2 separate regions of the Homo sapiens genome follow, and region 1 is linked to region 2. The links are chromatin loops, found by intact Hi-C in ENCODE. Cell type or tissue: mammary epithelial cell. All regions are shown on one strand.

Region 1 (2,500 bases), 380 kb before region 2:
ACACTAATTGATAGTCTAGAAGTCATGTGCCAGATGCTGTGTGGCTCAAGTATTCTGGTGTAGGGGAAAGAGATGAGCATCAGTGAAAGTTTCCTAAGGAATTAGGTATAAAGTGAGTTCTGAAGGCTGAATAGGCATTTTCCTAGAAGTAAAGGAAGAACAGTTTGCAGGTTGAGGGAACAGTAATGCAAAGATATACATTGAGAGATAATGCACCTTTGGGAAATTAATTGTAAAAGCTTGCACTGGCTATTGAATTAGGAGCAACAGCTGGATCATAATAGCCCTGAATGTTGTGCATATACATAAGATAAGTTAATGTTTACCATTGATCAGCAGCTTAACAGTTTATTCCTGCTTTAAAATTTCTTTCCCAACTTTTTCACTTTAACATATTGACATTAATTATGAGTCTTTTAGCACTTAAAACATTTGGCGTTTGATTTTAACAGCTGTTGCATTGTCTACAGATTAATATTTATTCACAAGGTTAATCTTTTATGTATTAAAAAAAAAAAGCCTTTCTGTGTTTTGGGCACCTTTGTTTGTTTTCAACAGCTGACTTCTGCCATGCAAATAAATTTTCACTGAGTTATAGTTCTTTATCAAAACTTGGAAAGGAGCAATATTAAATGGCTATAAGGTGGGTTCTTGAGTCAAATTTCTTTGAGAAGTCCGTGTACCTTTATAAGCTTGTTTCCTTAGCTGTAAAATGAGGATAATAATAGTGCCTATTTTACAGGGTTGATGTGAAGATTAAGTTAGATTGTTCACTTAAGGCACTTAGTGTAATGCTTGGTACATCACTAAATTTTAGATATTATTTTTATTTTGAGAGGAGATGACTAGAAAGTTTTCAACTAAGGAGGGATGTATCTGAGGGCTACATGGCAATCTGGGAAAAAGCTTGAAAGATAAAGAATGGAACTATAATAGGCAAAGAAGGTTTATCTGTGAAGGGCATATGCTAAGAAGCAGGGGGCAGTAATGGCAATTTGGAAGATTTTTTTTTTTTTTTTTTTTTTTTTGAGACGGAGTCTAGCTGTCGCCCAGGCTGGAGTGCAGTGACGCAATCTCGGCTCACTGCAGGCTCCGCCCCCTGGGGTTCACGCCATTCTCCTGCCTCAGCCTCCCGAGTAGCTGGGACTACAGGCGCCCGCCACCTCGCCCGGCTAATTTTTTGTATTTTTTAGTAGAGACGGGGTTTCACCGTGTTAGCCAGGATGGTCTCGATCTCCTGACCTCGTGATCCACCCGCCTCGGCCTCCCAAAGTGCTGGGATTACAGGCGTGAGCCACCGCGCCTGGCCAATTTGGAAGATTTTAAGACACATTTAGAAGTTGAGTAGGAAAGTAAGTTTTTAAGACCAGATGATTAGAACAAGATGAATGCTAAAAAAGAGAAAATTGGCCTTTCATTAAGTAATTATTTTCAAAGTGGTAGTTTCCTTACATTTAGGGAAAACTTAATAATGTATCATGTTAACCACCAGATGGCACTATATGAACTTAATAAGTAATGTATAAAAGTTTCACTGTCCATTATTGTGTCTCAAATAATGTAAGTATTATATACAAGAAAAATGTCAATTATTGAAATCCGTGGGGAAAGTTGCCATACTCAGTGTTTCTTATGTGGTGTATAACTGGAATGCTAATGCATTATTGACTTTTAATAATAAATCATGTACAATTATAAATGAAGTGAAAAAATTTGATAATTTATTTTCTTTGGTAAGCCTTTAGAATATAAGTTATTTTAAAATGTAGTAATACATACAATGCTGATTTTTCTTCCTTCTTTATGTATTTGTTGTGTTTCAAAGAGGCACTTCTTTACTATTATCTTTTAATTTGCTTTTTGATAAAAATTTTTCTTCTTTTAATTTGCTTTTTGACCAGAATTTCTTTAACTGTAGCTAAACACAATTTTTAAAATGAGACTTTTAATTTTAACTTGAGGTATTTGAGAATATTTACATAATTTGAACATTCACTCTGAAAAAGCTCCATTTTGATTTTTGATTATTGTTGGAAGAATGTCTGATTTTGGTCAAAGACTTTTTCTTCTGTCTCTGGGAAGGATGTTTCATGTCTAAAGATATTGAAGGTTCACGTGGCTTATGCTGTTTTTGCTTTAAATTATATTTGTTCTATAGGAGGATTGACATTAATATTAATGTTTATTGATATTTTATAGTATTGAACAGATGAAATTCCAGTGTTTGCCAGGCTTGGTAATTTACCCCCTATTTAAAATACACTGGATTTTAAGATTCACTGGATTCTGTTACAGCTGTCGTCCCAGTGGACAGTCCTAGAAACAAATTATGCTGTTTATTTTTAATATAGTTAGTAGGGTCTTGGGAATGAGGATTAGCTATATATACTTAAAAAGTTAAACGTTTGTGAATTTTATGCTGTGATAAGCAGTCATAAGTTCATTATTTCAGAGAATCAGGTGATCATTTAAAAGAAGGCATTCTTCACACTAAATGGAT
Region 2 (2,500 bases):
TATAAAATGGAAGTTGGGTTTGTCACACATATGCCCAAAATGTTGTATTAATTAATACTTCTTTATTGATCTTATTGATTCATTCTGTAACCGTCATAAATTTGAACTTACAAACTAAATGTCTGTTAACAAAATGCTGCTTTTATTTTTTTTTCATATGCTGGAGTTTTCCATGAGATTTTGTTGGGGAAAAATATATGTAATGCTGAAGAAGTTTGAACACCGTGGAGCAAACCTAAGGATTTAGCTGCACAGGCAAGGGCCTTCCAGCACTGGCCCCGCCTGCCTCTTCAGCCTCAACTCCCCTCTCAGAACCCCTTACACCCTGAGGAGCAAAATCACCAGCTCTCCCTCCATCTGAGCCTTTGTTTAAACATGTTGCATCCTCCTCTGGAATGCACTCCCCCTCCTCACCTCCCATGCACCCCCTTGAACGTCACCCCTAGGAAGCCATCCTGACCTCTCCAGGGATAGGGTCTGTGTTCCCACGTAAATGCTCCTCCAGCACTTCCCACCATTGATGTAAATTTTGCTTGCATGTCTGAGTTCCTAGATGGGAAGGGCAGTCGCTTATTGATATTTATTTACACAGCGGCTATTCATTACCTGGCTCATAATATGTGCTTAATAAATGTGAATTGAATGAACAAATGAATAATTTAAATAACAACCAGGATTTAGTCCTTAATGGATTTGAGCTTCTATATTTCTAAAATGCTCATGGCTGACACTGAATGCATACTAAGTATCAGGAACTGCCCTATTTCTACGAATTTCTTCTTTAATCCTCAAAAACAGTTCTATGAGGTAGGTAGTACAATTATCATGCTAATTTTTCAGATGAGGAAAATGAAGTACAATGAGGTGATATGACTTGAGCAAGTTCCCCAGCTAGTAAAAGGCACAGAGACACTTGACTCTAAGGAGTCCACCATTGTCCTCTACGGGATGCACCGTACTGCTTACACAGAGAAGCCTACATGCAATAGGCCTTCCTTTCCTCTTTCCATTCTATTTACTTGCTTCTTCTTTTTTTTTTTTTTTTTTTTTTTTTTTAGATGGAGTCTCACTCTGTTGCCCAGGCTGGACTGCAGTGGTGTGATCTTGGCTCACTACAGCCTCCGCCTCCCGGATTCAAGCGATTCTCCTGCCTCAGCCTCCTGGGTAGCTGGGACTACAGGCACGCGCCACCATGCCCAGCTAATTTTTGTATTTTTAGTAGAGACCGGTTTTCACCATGTTGGCCAGGATGGTTTCGATCTCCTGATGGGTTTGAAAGTTATGCATGTTAGAATTATGCCTAAGATAAGCATTAACAAGATTCTGAGATGGCATTCTTTGAGTAAAGCATAAACTTTAGAACATGTCTTCTCCTTTAGCAGGACTGGGGCCTTGTTTCTTTTTGCCCTGGTTTTTGTCTACCTAGGTTGGGCTCTGGACACTGAGGGGTCATGGTAGTCCTCAGTCTTCCCTGACTCACCGCTGGGTGGCAGTACACCACACTTCCTTTATTCCTGCTCTTTTATGCGTGCGTGTAGAAGTGGGAGCTCTGCTTTAGGGACCACTCTCCAATTCTCAATCTCCTCTTTTGCTTTTGATGTAAATTATCTCTTACACTTTTAGGTAATAGCAAATATTGTTTGTGTCTGTTTTTATGCACTCGTTTAGAATGACATGGAGCTTTGCCAAAGTCAAACGAAGCACATTTCATTAGACCATTTTCATGGGGAGGTTTTTCTTACACAAAATTATCTACAATTAAAAATGCAGAGAGATTTTCCCCGTGTGGCACAGCTTTTTAAAAGACAGAGTCAAAACCTTTATCGAAAAAGCAATTTATAATGCCAGTAATTTTCTACCTCTGTCCTGCTATTATCAAGGACAGCAGTTTTAAAAGAACTGGCTCTGGTCTCTCTGCTCAGCCTGTCGTGCTCACGTAATGGCTTGTCTGTAACTTCAGCCCATTGCCATGGAAGTCATTATGCCACACGCCCAGAAGGGTGATTTTCTACAGCATCAAAGAGGAAGCAACTGGGTTCAAAATGAAAAACAATCTCTATACATGTGAGAGAAAGAAGCATGATGAGGTGGGAAGGACCCAGAGAACACGATTTTATGTGAAAGAGTGCTATGAATGCAAGTTTTCAAATAGAATATTATCAGAACAAGACAATAATAGTTGAAGTGAATAAAATAATTTTCCTAATGGCCTGTTCCTTCTCTCAAATTTTCTACCATAACACATGGTTAGAAGGTCCCAAATAAATGGCCCTTTACAGCTTCTCTGACATTTCTGGTAGCAAACATTCCAAGTGAATAATTTTATTTCTTTCATAAAATCCTGGAAGGGAATCACAAAGCTGCCTGGCTTTAGATGAGGTCTGGGTCATCTCGTCCATACCTCTGCCTTCAGGAAGGTTCAAACTTACTTTCCTAAGCAGATCAGACTCTACACTGGGAGATACCATGAGCTACTTTTTCTGAGGCCAGGGGCAAAGTT

The links. Peaks named below come from ENCODE experiments on the same cell type or tissue, not always from the same donor. Only the 100,000 strongest peaks of a DNase experiment are listed, where the experiment ranks them.
Region 1: it touches region 2 in a loop (7-fold over the local background); 11 of 110 quality-filtered maps call a loop at or near these places.

What each region holds. Positions count from the first base shown.
Region 1 is chr13:39,683,241-39,685,740 of GRCh38, forward strand. All of the region lies in intron 8 of COG6 (component of oligomeric golgi complex 6), which reads left to right. Among named protein-coding and RNA genes, the nearest start is that of MIR4305, 20 kb to the left of the region's middle. In mammary epithelial cell, a CTCF peak has its summit at 1,485 (motif pointing right); no DNase peak of the experiment used is centred here.
Region 2 is chr13:40,067,896-40,070,395 of GRCh38, forward strand. No RefSeq gene overlaps it. Among named protein-coding and RNA genes, the nearest start is that of LINC00332, 110 kb to the right of the region's middle. In mammary epithelial cell, a CTCF peak has its summit at 1,482 (motif pointing right); no DNase peak of the experiment used is centred here.